2 separate regions of the Mus musculus genome follow, and region 2 is linked to region 1. The links are chromatin loops, found by intact Hi-C in ENCODE. Cell type or tissue: heart. All regions are shown on one strand.

The links. Hi-C counts contacts between places; a loop is a spot of excess contacts. Peaks named below come from ENCODE experiments on the same cell type or tissue, not always from the same donor. Only the 100,000 strongest peaks of a DNase experiment are listed, where the experiment ranks them.
Region 2: it touches region 1 in a loop (4-fold over the local background); 4 of 42 quality-filtered maps call a loop at or near these places.

The regions. Positions count from the first base shown.
Region 1 is chr1:194,219,758-194,227,757 of GRCm38, reverse strand. It overlaps 4930503O07Rik (RIKEN cDNA 4930503O07 gene), which reads left to right and starts at 4,999. Exons shown (of 3, transcript NR_040477.1): 1 at 4,999-5,329. In heart, no CTCF peak of the experiment used is centred here; a DNase peak (open chromatin) is centred at 4,597.
Region 2 is chr1:193,446,427-193,454,426 of GRCm38, reverse strand. No RefSeq gene overlaps it. Among named protein-coding and RNA genes, the nearest start is that of Gm31753, 28 kb to the left of the region's middle. RefSeq lists an enhancer at 4,242-5,098. In heart, a CTCF peak has its summit at 4,700 (motif pointing left); a DNase peak (open chromatin) is centred at 4,926; H3K27ac peaks cover 2,918 bases.

The DNA.
Region 1 (8,000 bases):
CCTTTCTCTCTTCCTCTCTTTTTGCTCTCTCGTCTCCCTCTACCCCTCCTCATCTTCTTTCTCCCACCCCTGCTCCTTCTGTTTCCTTCCATTCCATTTCTCTTTCCCCTTGTCCTCCTTCTTTCTCTTGACTTTTTTCTCTATTTTCTGCCTTCTCTGTCTTCAACCATCTGACCCTCTGTCTAGGTGAGGGGTCAGCCTCTTACCTTTAGTAATATCCTACTTTTCTGCCACCAAAAAAATCCCTGCAGATCCACACACCTCACATACCTAAATTATTGCTGTGGTGTCTTTATCAATAAGTAATTTTAAAAAGAGAACCCTGGGCATCTCTTGGTAGCAATCAGCAGAAAAACTGTTCCGTGAATTGAGTGGAAGGAGGCTTCCTTTGATGGGTATCAGATATGTTTTTAGTTTGTGTGGTGGGGGGAGAGTTGTAAAAGGAGGTAACCAGTAAAGAATGGTGAAAACTCAACCCCATTTCATTAAATCCTCATGAATATGCAAAAGAGGACTAATTGCCCTCTTCAAAAACTAATCATTCTGAATTTTACAAGTTGAATTATAAAAACCTGACACACTTATTTTTCTCTTTTATTATATTTGTAAGCATTACTCCTTTCTGCAAAGGAAATCAAATCCTATTTCTGTCAGCTGCTCTGGTTCCCCCTCCCCCTTTCTGCTGCGACCTGCTTCTCCCCTTCCTCTGCCTAGCACTGCTGCAGCCTGGCCATGTGTATTAATTGCCCTGTGAGAGGCGCTTGCAGTCATTAGAATTCCCCGTTCAGAACTATTATCTTGTGCCATTGTGCCTTTGCATTATATTTATTTAAATGTGCCTCTTCTGAATTAGCTCATTTTTAACAGCTAGCCATGCCTGAAATATCGTCCCATCCAAGCTGTTCCCATATCATTTTTCTTTCCTTGGTGGAAGAGAAGTCTGCATCCAGCCTTCCATTCCAACAGGGCAGCTTTGTTAGGAGCCAGAAGCTGCTTTGTGTGGCAGCTTCCTGGAAAGAACTCTCTGCTCAGACCCTGTATGTAGGAAGATAGCCTCCAGAACATACTAGACTCTCACTAGAGGAGTGTCTTCTCAGGGACGGGCTGCAGGTTTCCTACCATGTGATTTTCATTGAGGAAAGAAGATGTCTACACAAGTTTCTAGTCGTTTCTTGAACTTTTGCATTAGAGATTCCCAAGTTGATGCCAAATTCTTACTGGCAGATACTCAGGAGCCATCAGCTGTCTCCAGAGTCACCCCGACTCAGGGCAGTGTAATGAATTAAATGGTCACACAAGTTTTCTCTCAGGCCTCCACTTCCCAGGGCTGCTAAGAAAGTTCTGGCTGGAATGGGAATTTCTGTTTCTGTACTAAGTCTAAACTGACAGGCCTCCATATCAAACTGGTTTTTTGTTTTGTTTTCTTTTGTTTTTTTTCCTGTTTTTCCTTGTCTACCTCATGTGCCCATCTTCCCATTCAGAACAGACAACATAGTTTAAAGCTGAGCAGAGACTATATTCTTTTGTTGTTGGTGGTGGTGGCAGTGTTTTATTAATAATTAATTAATTTTACATCCCAACTGCAGTTTCTCCCCCCTCTTTTTCTCCCATTCCTTCCTCTTTTCACCTTGCCTCCCATCCCCCATTCTACTCTTCCTCCTCCTTTGACTTCATTATTCTTACAACTCCAGACTTCAGAGAGATTTTTCTCTGGACCATTGCTGCCCAGCTCATAGGATCTCTATGTCTCATTTGCATAAAGGCACACAGCCAAAGACACAGCATACCCCCCCTCCTGTAAGTGGGGGCTTGTGGTCGTCTCATCATGCCCTCATTATTCCTTTTATCTTGTGAGGAAACTGGAATAAAAGGCCTTAAGCAAGGTTAATAATCTAGTGAGTAGTGAAGAATGAATTTGTGCACAGGTTCATATTAGATTTATTTTCTTCCCACAACACCAAGCTGGCAGCATTGGAAATAAAGTCGATATGTTGGCATGAATATTTGGCAGAGAACATCAGGAAAGGCATTATGGACAGGGTGGGCCAGATGTTTGATTTAAAGCTGAAGAGAAGTGCTTTGTGATATGGGGAGAAAGATAAACACATTTGTCTCTGTAAAAATAGTAAGTTCAGACGCCAGCATGCTTGGGGGGGGGGGGGTCTTGCAAGTTTTATAAGATGTATTGAAGAACAGCTTTTGGGAACTATCATGAAAGTCCCCCAAGCACAAAAATATTTACCCAGAATGTCTGGTTCATAACCAACCCTTTAACAAGGTTTGTGAATGAACATGAGATCTTGCTGCCCATGTTCATAGAGGCATACATGCTTCTACAACTTGCACACATGAGTGTGGGGTCTCCAGATCTGGGGTCTAGCACCAACACAGTGCTATCATCTTGGCTGGCTCTGAACACATCTTCTCAACGTGCTGTGTGAAGACTGACAGGGGAAGGAGCTCCCTGGTTCCTCTGAGTGTCGAAGATCAAGAGGAGGGAGACCAGCATAAGATGAAAATCTTCTGGCTTTTCATTTCCCTCAAGAACAGACTGGGGAACAGTGTGTTCCCCCACAGTGGAGGTTACCAGACTTCCTAAATTCTGAGTAGAAAAGGGGGTATCTTTGTGAACTGAAACAGACTGCAATTCATTCATGAGGAAAGAACTCAACATATTGCCTGATAGGGATCTGGGGTAGGAATGAGCCCAGAAATGCTTCTCTGTTGTCTTCCTTGGGTAAAGAGCAGGCTGAGGCATAGGCATGAGCTTGAGAAGATGCAGCACATGTGACCTGTTCGGCTCATCCCTCAGTGCAGCACCAGGAGCAGTCTAGTCCCCTCTTTCTCTGACCCCCTCCCAATTCTTAGAGGCAGTACCACAGAGCTTACATCCTGCTTGATTTCCTATCTAGGACTCATCTGGCACCAGAGGCAGCCTATATTGGAGGAAGGGAAATCTCTTTCCAACCTCCATGTATAAAAGCTCTGAATATGATTTCAGAGAACTCAGTAGAGAGGATGTCTGTGTAGAAAGACTCCTATTCCTGTCTGTCTTCAATCAAAGAAACCAATTTTTACAGCCCCCCTAAATATGGATATAGCTTTTTCCTTTATAAATACATATTTTTTATTTATCAAGCAAATATCTGAAAAAAAAACATCCCCAATTGCTATTGCAGCCTACAAGTCCAGGCCTCCAATGGCAATATCTCCCTTTCTAAACTCAATCCCACAGGATTGCAACTCAGCCTAAGATTACCCTGGGATGATACAGGTTGCTGAGAGCACTGTCCTCCAGCATCTACCTGAGAGGATGAAATGAAGTAGATGATAGGTAGATTGGAGTATGTTTCATGATTGTGGGGGTAGGGGGGAGGTGGCTCAGTCACTAAACACTTAGACCTTACCCTGACTGTGCAGGCCTATAATCCTAGGGCTGGGTTGGCAAAGACAAGGACATTCCTGATACTTGCTAGGCAACCAGGCTAGCCAAATCAATGAGCTCCAGATTCTGTGAAAAAACCATTCCTCAAAATACAAGGTGAACAGCCCCTGAGCTTTAAAGACACAGGGCGTTGACCTTGGCCTCCACACATATGCATAGACATGTGGATCACACACCCTCCCCATGGACACACACAAACATGCTTAAATGTATGCTCACAAGAGTAGGTCAGAGGATTTCAGACACAGAGCTTTCAACCTCTGTGAGAAACTAGAGTCTCTAATGGTTGCTGAGTAAGTAAATAGTGGATCCCCCCCTCCCCTACTTTCAAACACTCTTTTCATTCAGCTGTCTGATGGCCCTATTGGCTAATTCATTTCCTTCCCCAAAGACTGCTGAATATTTAAAGCAGGAACTTTAGATGTGCCCAGTGACTTCACATCGCCGTTATATCTGGCTTAATTTCTTCTTACAAGTCCTGTTCTGATACCCTCTCCTCTCCTGTATTCCCAGGTGCCTCATCAACCCAGCTGCTGGACTCAGCCCCTCCTCTCCATAGTTGGCTCATGGCAATTCTTTCTGAGACCTTCACACAGACCCTTTGATTTGTCCATTGACAGAGAATTTTGGAGATAAATTTTCAGGTAGAATAAACTTGCTCATAACTCAAAGCTATTTATGTAAATTCAGCTCCAAACACTGGCCTGATTTTCCAGCAAAAACTCAGATGTAGGATGGACTAGATACGTCTCTTTTAAGTCTCTAAATGCCCACATATTTTCCTGAGGTCAGCAAATGGTTGACTTGAAGGGGAGATATTGTGATTTGTGCTCAAGAAACTTAAGTTATGAGTGATCATAGCTTCATCTTTAAAACGGAAATAATGATTACATCAACTTTCATGGGGCTGGTGTGAGAATTAAAATGTGGTACTATTTGTAACTGTTTTTTTACAACACTATAAGCATAAGACATATTGTTCGTGCTGGTTGGAGGCAGATGTCTTGACAGGAAATCTCTGGAGGTCGCTCTCAGTGTAAACATCCCATGATTCTCTGCCTCAGACAGGGAGATGAACTGCTGCAGCTGCTGCCCTTAGCAACGGGCCAGCTGAGCGGCAGGCTGCACTTCACAATGGCGGCCGCTAGATGGCACGTCCCTTGAAAAACTTCTGCTGCCACAGAACATCTGGATTCTTACAGAGGAAGCTTCTCAAAGGGCATGTAGTTAATGTGGAAGAAACCTGGAGTCCCATCTCCACGGCGACAGAAGCCCTATTCAAGGATCAGAAGTACTCTGAAATACACATAAAAACGAGGGACACCACCCTTTCTTGCTTATTGGTACATTGACATTTTCTTCGTTCCGCTGTAGGGCTCAGAGATGCACTGGTACCCCATGAGGCATCTGGAAAAAGGCAACTAACTTGTTTATCTGAATTCCTCAAAAGGAGAGCAGCGTGATGAAAAATGAATGCCACCAATTATTACACAACAATGTAAGTGTCTAATTCCTCAGCCAGTAACCTCTCTTTAGCACTCCAGCAGTGCTTCAGCCGGCCATGTAAGGAGCTACCCTCAGTCTACCCTCAGGGAGATTCCCATATCAACTATGGCATCTTGGGCAGTCACATCCTGTATGCTCATAGGATCTGCATCACAGAGGTACATGGAGTCATCAGATACACAGGATGAGAACTACCTGTGAGGGCTTTTGTTAGGACCTTCCAGTCAGTCCATTTATTTGTTCTATTTCACTTGATCTTCAGTTGCACTTCCTGCACTCTCAAGTGCAGGAACCCTAAGGTGGCATTTTTCGCAGAGAGAACAACTGTGATAAAAGTCCATCTGTGACCTAAGAGAAGCACCGAGAACAGCAAGGAGGGTATGCTGTGCCTAACATATGCATGTGTCTTATATCTAAGAGTCCTGTCATCCTAGAAAGCCTTTGGACCTGATCTGTTAGAATTTCTAGGTGGAAGCCAAGTCTGTTCAACCTATTTCCTTCTCTAACTTAAGGTTCCCTATTTGGTTTTAACTCAGTAAATATAACTGCCACTTTTCTAACATTGATTAGTGGGAGGAAATGATCTAGATAAACTCCTGGAAAACTTGTGTTTAGTATGTCATACTTTTAAGATTTAGCTATGTAAATGTGTATGCTGGATATAGATGTATATGCATATGTATATGACGTATATGTATATGTATATGATGTATATGCATATGATGTATATGTGTATGTGTATGTGTATATGTATATGATGTATATGTATATGCATATGTATATGATGTATATGTATGTTGTATATATGTATGTGATGTATATATATATATGCATATGTTTATGATGTATATGTATATGTGTAGACACATACATACATGTGCTCATGGAGACAGTCACTGCACGTCTGTGGCCAGAATTACAGGCAGTATGAGCTGCCAAATGTGGGTCCTGGGAAATTAACACAGACTCTTTGCAAAAGGAGCAAGAACTCTGAGTCATCTCTCCAGTCCTATCTAGTATTCTATTAAAAATAATGATAATAATGAACAATACCTCTTAATTAGCAAGAGGAAAGTGAAATAAGAATAGATTTTCCATTTTCTTTGTTAAGTTTTTCAGAAACTGAAAATATGTGGGGTGGCAATATGAACAGCACTGGACAAAGATTTGTTTAATGAGCTTGGTTCTAACCATAAGCTTTGTATTAAAGAGGTCTTGGAAAGAGTTACTATCATTTTCATCCAAGTCAGAAATAAGAAATAGAAACTAAGAAAATAGATGTAACTTACCATATTCTCTGAACAGCAGTGAACAGTGCCTGTTTCTAAAACTTTCCTAAAGCCAGACTCTCTGGAAACATTGTGTAATTTCTTTTGGGAACTCACAAGTGGGACTATATACGTTTTGTGACCTTTTATAAATTATTACTTTTCTTAAAAACAACAACAAAAAAGGCAGGTAAAAAAGTCTCCTCAAGTCCTGTCTCAAACCAAGAGTTGAGAAGACCAAAGCTTCTTGTGCAACTATCGAGAAGTTCCCTATAAGGACTTGACCTCTAAGACTGGACGCTAGGTGGGAAAGAGATTATTACAGCCTCAGGGGGTTCCTGTGCTAGGGTTATGTCTGCATTAGTGTTTTATCTATGACTGACAGAGGAGAGAGAAATATGGAGACACACATAAGGAAAGTTACTTAGAGAAGAGTAAGGTTGGAAGTGGCTATAAATGGAGTCTAGAGTGGGATCATTTTCCCTCTACTAGGCTTGTGTTTGCTTTACAGACTTTCAGGGAACACAAATTTGGGTTATCTACTCTTCTCAGTGATGGGGACCCTGCTCACGATCTAGAGCTAGGTGTGAATGACCACCATTGCTGTCAAGCAAACTTGTACCTGTCCCTTTGTTCTTTCTCACCAAGATGGACGAGAGTCCTCTGAGGGACTTAAGAGAATTTCCCAGGTGTCAAAATGCAAAATCTGAGTTGAGTTCACCTCTTTTAACTATTTCAAATATATGAAAATAATTCCCATAATTCACATGCATTCTATTTTTATTTTTCCCTTTTTATTCTAGCCCTTTGTAGAATTAACCCTATAAAACCCAAAAATGCACAAATGGGTTTAAAAATTCTAAGATCCTCTGATTAGCTTGTACATACGGGAATAATTGTTGTTCATGGCTGGATTTCTTCAGAAAGCTGAAAGCTTGGTTTGAACAGAGACCTAATAGGAGCTGGATTTGAATGTGTCTGTTTTACAAATGAGAAGGCAAGGTTTCTGATCGTGTAAGTAATGGCCCCAGTGTAGGATCTCATGTTACCTCATCCAGAAGAGAAACCCCACAAATTTGCCTGGGTTGATGAAGGTGCAAAGAGAAGGAAGAGATTTCTGGGGAAGGAGGCAGCAGCGACTCTGTATATTCAATTTTAGGTAGCCACAGCTTTACCTAGAGATTTTTACAGTAGGTGGCTTGGATTCACCTGTTTCACTGCCCAGGGGATTTCTCTTTTATCCAGAACTGCAAAATCCCATGAGAGTCTGTAGACATACACTGTCTTTATAGCCACTTGAAGAAAATATTTTCACAACCTCCAGGGTGAAGGTTGTTTTCACTTCTCTCAACTTATAACATTTGACACTAATCTTAAAAGCTCACTCAATATATAGTCACCCTCCTACATCTGACCAACAGTGACACCATATCTTCTCTCAGATCAAATCCCACTCTTCAGCGCTGGCAAAGGGATGAGAAGATGCTAGCAGATACTGTTGAGTGACTTTCTGCCATGTGTCTGTCACTATGCTTTACATTAACATGCTCTTTTTAATTCACCCCCAAACTTGGGGCTCTGTGAGAATTAGGAGTGGTGCTGGATAATTGTGTATGGTTTCCTTCTCCTCACCACTGTAAGATCACCACTGTTTGGCTAGCTTGAGTGAAGCAAGCACAGGACTGACAAAACATCCCACTTCTTGATTCAGATTGGACAAGAAGCAGGAAGTCTGTCTTAGCTAGGTTACCTAGGTATGTGTATACCTCAATAATCCCAGT
Region 2 (8,000 bases), 770 kb after region 1:
GACAGGAAAGTGCTATGTAGCTATGGAATAGATCTGAGGCTTGCTTGATGCAGAAGTATGAGGCCCCAATCAGAACCCACAGAATCAGAATGCTTAAGCACCATTCCTGGGTGATGTGATATCCAGTGTTGAAGCATACTGGCTTAAAATATAAACATTTCTATCAAGCTGCGTACATTCCCTTGTTCTAAAAATGATACTTACTATGCATTGGTATCATGATGGGTATGGGAACTGTACTGTAGAACTCTTGGGATACCAGAGCCATAGCTGCCAGAGATCTCCTTGGAATGAGGCAGGCTATATACAAAAGAACATGAGACTCACTCATATATGAATGTCAAAGGCTGTGGGAGCAGGGAAGAGTTAAGCTGGTGTGAGCTCTTGAATGACATGCCACAAAGGAAAGAACACTTGCGCTAAATGTTGGACAATAAGAAAGAACAGGATGGGTGGGTAGAGCAGCCAGAGGATAAAATTTCTAGGAGGGTTAGGAATGACAGACAGAAAAGCAAGAGGAAGCCTGTCTTCTCTTGGCTGCTAGCCCAAACTCTGCCTTCCCCATGGGAAAGCTCTAAACCTCTAGGAACACTGCCAACAATCCTTGTGAAGTTTGGGCAAAAGGCTGCTCATCTTCATCTTGAGTCTGGCTTGGATCAGGACCAAAAATGTTCTCTCAGTCTTCATCAATAGCCACAGGAAAGGGGAGCCAGGGTGGGGTCAAGATCCACCATGTGTATTGACTTTCCATGACAGGCATCCACGTAGCTTTCAAGAAGAAGGGTGTTTGGAGCAAATTCCACGAGCTCGTATTGAAAACCAGAACATTCTACCCCAAAGCAGACCTGTGTAAGCACTCATGGAAGTCTCCCCCAAGACACTTTAGCAGAGTAGTTATTTTGAGCCTAAGACATGGAAAACAGCCAGGACAGGGAGAGACTATCTCTGAACTCATTCATCTGCCTGGTGGCAGATCTTCCAAAAGGGACTCAACTGCCATCAGTCCTGTCCTTAGAGTTCCACCAACAGGGAGGTGTCCACACATTACAAGATAGAATGTGGGATGTGGCTTAGGTGGTACCTGCCTTGAATGCCCAAGACACTGGGTTCAATCTCCAGTACCATAAATGGGTCATGGTGATGCGTGCCAGCATTCCAACACTTGAGAGGCAGAGGCAGTTCAATGTCATCTTCATTCACCACAAAGCATGAGCTACATGAGCCCCTGTTTCACAAACCTACAAGATGGGGGCCTGGAAGAAACTAGGCATACCTGCTATATTGCTTCATTCATTCTTAGGGCTTATTCATCTTTCATAAAAATCATTGTTATCGCCTATGAGGGCCTATATCCCCATTCCCTACCTGGTTAAGGTGTTATATAAGCCAGAAATGGTAGCACATACCTATAATCTCAGCATTCAGGAGGCTGAAACTGACTTCAAGGTTGATATAGATATCTATACAGTGATGCCATGTTTCACAAAACCACAGAACCTTCAAATCTTTCTGCATGTTCTTTTTCTCCTGTGGTGCTTTCAGGCATGGGATGTTCCAGGCAAATAATTGATGTTACTTTTTTTGTTAACCTGCTTACTGTCTTTTTGCTTCATGAATTACCTGTGTAATCTGGAAGTTTCTCTCCATCTACAGTTCCCAAGTGTTGAAGGGATGACTGAGTGACCACAAAGCTCTCAGGCCAAGTTGAAACGACTATTTGATCAGATTCTCAATGGAAACTCTCCAGGGTGACCTCCTTGCCAGTGTAAATGTCCAGCCTGGTGGGGGACAGAGGTGTCCAAATTCTAACTCAGTCTTTTTACCCTTTAATGGAAGTCCTTTCCCGTGTGAAATCTTGTAAGGGAAACCCAAGATGAAGAAATCAAACAGATTTCTGTGGAGATAGATTTCAAGTATTTAGTAACACTTTAGGTGGAGACCCTGCCTCCTCACCACACCCCTCCCCTCCCAGCCCTTGCACAGATCTCCAGGGCAGAGCATGGAAAGGTGGTGAGAGACTCCCAGGCAAGGCTGAAATAAAGGTTGGCCAAGCCCTGGGAGCTTCGGAGAAAAGACTTCCTGACCAGAGGCAGGGTGGGTGAGGTTCCCAGGATTTTGAAAGGGGTGAGGCATGGAAAAATAAATTAAAATGATTAAATCCGAGAAAGCAAACAAGAACAGAGATATTTAAATAACTTGTTAAGAGATAAGAAAAAGAGCTTTCTTAAAAGACCAGTAAGTGGTCAGAGGACTCAGGAACAGAGTATGCAACCATCCTCTACTCAAAGCAGTGCAAAGCTCTGGGTTCTAAACTCCAGGAGAAAAAAAAAAGGATGCTGCTTGTTATGAGTGGTCCCCAACGTTGGCATCAAAGTCAGATACCTCAGAAAGAACATGGCCTTGTGTGGAAACTGGGTCATTGCTGATGAGATCAGCTAAGGCGAGGTCATGTTAGAGTAAGTTAGAAAAACCATCTTTTTTTCTGGCAGTTGTCCATATAGAAAGAAGAGATGGCCAGGGGGAAGGCCTTGATGGCAGCAGCAGAGTTGGTATTTCACCAGAGGCTCTGGGAGGTGCCTCATGGATGCCTTGATTTAGACACCAGCCGTGAGAGACTATATTCTTATTTAAGCCACCAAGCTGTGAGGCTGTGTTAAGGCAGCCCTTATCAGGCAGAGGGTAGTCAGTGTGTCTGCAGAAATCATGATGGGTGGGGGGAGGGGAGCAGGAGGGGAGGAAGAAGGGGGAGAGAGATTTCAATGGTTCTTATACCAGGATGAATCATCCACTACAGAGAGCTCAAAGCCACAGGGGGTGTGAGCAGAAATTCCCCAAAGAAGAGTGTAATAGAGTTGGGTACTGCAAAGCAGGCCTATGGAGCAAAGCTTTGCCCTCATCCTAATCAAAACCACCTCTGCTCCCAGCAAAGAGAAACGACAGATGCAGTGTGTACCAGAAACATGTTAAAGAGGGGAAGAACCAAAGAATACCTTAGCCACCCAGCTGGCCCAGAGGGAGGGCATCCTAAGGACTCTAGAGTTTCCATTTTAATTCTAGAATGGGCTTGGGAAAATCTAGATAAATTGCTTCCCAGTAAGAAAAAAAAGAGAAAAAGGAAGGAGTTTTCCTGGTATAAGAAACTGTAAGTCATCTCCCAGCACACGTTCTGCCAAAGAGACCTGCACCCATCTAGACCTGGTCTTCCAGAATCCTAGCAAGCTGGGCTCTGAGTGGATGCCAGGGAACTGATGTTCAGGACTCACTCCCAACCTCCAGGACCCTTGGGGCAGAGACAAGCAGTCAGAGACCGAGGGAGCAGGAAGGCTTGCTTCATTCAGTCCTTCTCAAGGAGCCTGCACACACACACACACACACACACACACACACACACACACACATCATCCTGTCGAATAGGGGTGGGCCACCACGTTGCTTAGCTACAGGGGCTCTGTGAGGGAATGTGGCCCAGGTGTATGTACAGAGAGGTTTCCTAACTTTGTCTTTCAAACCACCCCTCACTAACCCCACATGGATTCTCTCATGGATGCTTAGGAAATGTCATTTGTCAGCTCTTCCCCCACCAGGTGGGAGAGGCTTCATGTCATGTTCCTTTATCTTCCCACTACAACCCTCTCCATGGTGCACCAGGGCCATTGATTTTATCTTTGACATTCTCTGCTTGAAACTCTGCTTGAAACATATTTCCTTCGTAGCAAAGCCCACATCATATTCGGCTATGAAACACCCATGCCCAGGAAAATGCCCAGTGTGTCAGAGTTCCTCTTGTGAGGTCTGGCAAACAAGCTGATTAATTAATTGATGAGTTTACCAGTGTTGATCGTTACGAGCTCTTGGAGTCAAGTGTCTGGCGCTTACAGAATTCTGTGACCTGGCACTTTACAGATTTGTAGCTCATCTGTCCTTAGCCACCAGCATACAGGAGGGAAGGAGGGCGTGGGGACAGGAGGAAGGACCTTCAAAGCTCTACGCCCCTAGGCGATCACCTGGGGTGCATCAGTCACTGTGGATAGCTCTCAGATCTTATGTCAGGGAGGCACAAAAGCCCAGGAAGGGAATGGTACATCAGGCCCTTCCATGTTCACCCTGTGGCTGTGCTTCTAAATGAAGGAAAACTGAGCAAGAGAAAAAAAAAAGAAAGAAAAAACCAAAAAAACAAAAAACTTCTGAACTCAGACAAGGTGATAATAAAAGACAACCAGGGTTTTATGAAGATGGCCCTGGACAAAGAGGTAGCAGATGGTGTCTGACTCAGTTCCAATACTTTGCATCTTCAGTGAGGTATTGTAGCCTCTTAGAGCCTCCAAAACTGGGCTAGTAATCCTGCCCTAGGTCCTCAGGTGGCTGCCCAACTATTCTGCCTAACAACTCTGCTACAGGCCCTCCAGCAGCTGCCCAGCCATCCTGAACGACTCTAAAGAGACACCCTCAGGAAATACAAGGCTCGGAATTTTCTCTATCTTAAAGTGACTTCCGGAGCCCCCAGGACAGTTATTTTAGAAAAGGTTGAAAGTAAGTTTTCAGGCCTGTGGGCTAATGCACTTCCCTCCGAAAAGAGTGATTCTTAGAGGCGCTCAGAAGCTGGGAAGCTAGCCATAAATAAGGCTTATCTGGCCTGTCCTGCATTGCCAAAATTCTTTTGTTCTGAAATTTAAACAAAGACAGACCTGATGTTTTACTGACCCCTTGTGGACATAAGAGGAAATGGATTTTTCCGGCAGATTTGTATCTCCTGTCATGACTAAGGAAGCCCAACTTTCAACCTCACTGGCCTGATGGAATCCCACAAACTCTTCCATCATCATCCCAGGACTCCCAACTCCTACCCCAGGCACTGGCAGCCATCTCCACTGACCAGCTAACTGGCACTTCAGTCTGTCTGGAGAGCCACTTGACAGCACAATGCTAGATAAGGAAGGCACTGGCATAGTCCCAGGAAGCCATTACAGCACAGACTGGAGTTCCTTCCCTGCCAGAGACTCTGACTGGAGTAGGGAGCGCTGGGGATCTACATCTTACCAAGCAGCAATTCTGATTCCGTGTATTGTTCTGCAGGACCAACCTGAAAATGTCAACATGCTCAAGGTCCCTCCTCTCAGCAGTGAGGAAATTAAGACATTAAAGGGCTGTTCAGTCAGGACTGCCAATAAAGCATGTAAAAATCAATAAAGTCACACAAGCATGAAGGCCTGGGTTTGGTCTCACACCCAGGTAAAAGTTGAACATTATCCTAGTCTGCCTTCTATTGCTGTGATAACCACCACGGCCCAAAGTAGCCTGGGGGAAGGGGTTTGTTTGGCTTATACATCCTTACCTCAGACTATTATTGAAGGAAGTCAGGGCAGGAACTCAAGCAGGAGCAGGGGCAGGAACTATGTGGGAGTGCTGCTTAGCGGCTGTTCTTAGGCCCACAGTTATCTTACCTTTCTTATACAGTCCAGAACCACCTGCCTAGGGATGGTACCACCCACAGTGGGCTGGGCCTTCCCACATCAATCATTAATCAGGAAAATGCTCTACAGATGTACCCATAGGCCAATTCAATGGAGGTGTTTTCTCAGTTGCAGTTCCTCTCCCCAGATATGACTAGGTTTGTGTAAGTTGACAAAACTAAACAGTACAGGACTTATGATGGGCTATGGTCCCAGCACTGGGTTGGGCCAACAGTTGTGGTGGGCCTATGGTCCCAGCACTGAGGTAGACCAACAATTATGGTGGGCCTATGGTCCCAGCACTGGGGTGGGGCAACAAGAGGATCCCTAGGGCTCACTGGACAGCTAGCTTAGCCTTATTTGTGAGTACCAGGTTCAGTGAGAGACCTTGTCTCAAAAAAAACCAATGTAGGGCTCTTGAAGAATCACACCCAGGATGACCTCTGTCATCCGTCCATGTGTGTGTGTGTGTGTGTGTGTGTGTGTGTGTGTACATGTAATCACAGGTATCTGAGGAGGCCAAAGGCAACGGGTAAAGTTGGAGTTATAAACAGCTTTAAGTCACTCATTGTGGATGCTGGGAACTAAACTTTGGGCCTCTGGGAGAGCAGCTACTGCTCTTAACCTCAGAGCCACCTTTGATAGTCTTTATTCTGTAACCTCTTTATTCTATGGTGTAAGAGGTTACACTGGGGTCTACCAGGAGGCCACCCACCCCACCTTATAGGTGTGAAAATGGAGGCTGAGAAAGATGAAATGATAGGCAACAAAAGGCTTCAAGTTAGTGTACTTTAAACCTGAATGTCCCCCACTGCACCAATCCAATCCTATAACACTCAACCCTGATGCAACTGAAAAGCTGTCGAATTCTACACTATGTGATTCTATAGGTTAAAATTTCCTCTTGCTCTGTGGAATGAACTAAGGCCAAAGCCATGGGTATGCTTTATACCTCCGTGCATATATTACAATATGTCACATGTGATACCCATTTGCTATGCTGCAATACATTCTCAGGGAATCCAGCAAAACCGTAGCTTTAGGGTCTGCAGGCATGCTCGTACATGCATATGTCTGCACGGTCTCAAATATATGCATGTGCACACACACACACACACAATCTATCTTCAGAGAAGGCTCTGAAAGTGCAGATGGTAGAGAGATGACTAAAGCCTGCTATGATTAGACTATCCTGGGTGGTTTTAATCCAAAGGAAGAGAATAAAGAATTCTAAATAAGGAGTGATCAAACATGCAGTTACTTTTGCTTGTTCTCGCAGCCTTGTTAATATTACTGCAAAGGGATTTTCAAAGCACAGGTTCTCAAAAGCATAGAAACAAAATGATACAAGCAACAAAATGTTAGAAGCTGCAAAACAGAGTCGTACCTTAATGACTAAGCAAACAAAATGTTAACCCGAAGCCAGCAGTAGAGATACCTCATAAGTGAGGCAGTCTATACCGACAGTACTACAAAGGCTTGGGGACTCACAGAGCAGACACCACTCTGGAGTGTGAAGGAGGCTGGAACTGAAGACAGGAGGTCATGTCTCACTGAGGTCACATATACTGGTTACTCTTCTCACCCTGACAAGAGGCCTGATGGATAGTATATGGCTCACAGCAGTGGCAAAGGAATGCCACTGGAACACTTTACATCTTAGCAGTTTGGGGGGAAGCAAAAAGGGAGGGAAAGAGGGAAAGAGAAAGAGAGAGAACTCAGGCCCACCATACAGCAACCCACTTCCTCTTGCTAAAACCCACTTCTTAAAAGAAACTCTTAAAACAGTGCTACCAGCTGCAGACTAAATGTGCATCGAACGAAGCCTTAGTCCCCAGCTAGAAGTGGTCAGAGATGCCCTAGTTTGTTTCTCTATTGTTGTGATAAACTTCTCACCAAAAGCAATTTGGGGAGCAAAGAGTTTCTTTGGCTTATAAGTTGCAGTTTGTCTTAGAGGGAAGTCAAGGCAGAAGCTGAAGCCGAGAACACAGAGGTGCAGCTTGCTCTCCAAGACTTGCTCACCTTGCTTCCTTATACCACCTAGGCCCACACTGCCCAAAATGGGCTGGGCCTTCTTCCATCAATTAGCAATCAAAAAGATGCCCCTACACACTTACCTACAGGCCAAGCTGATGAAAGGAATTCCTCGGTGGAGGTTTCCCTCCTCCCAGGTGACTCTAGTTTGCTTCAAGTTGATCAGAATTAACCAGCACCGGATGTAATGAAACCCAAAAGGTGGCAGGTTCTGAGAGGTCTACGGGTCATTGAGGTGCTCCCTGGAAAGGGACAGAGAGACTCTGAAACCTCTTTCCTCTTTTTTCATGGCCTGCTCATGAGGTGAGCCGCGGTGACCAACAGCGCACTCTCTCCTGTAATGTGCCAACTTGTCTAGACCAAGGAATGAAACCTCTGAAAAGGAACCAGAGCAAGTCTCCCCTCTTTTTATGTTGGTTACCTCAGGTATTTGTCACAATGGTGGGAAGCACCTCCTGAGGCTCACACAAATCTTTCCTCCCAAGTACCCAGGTGTGGCATCTCTCCTACCCAGAC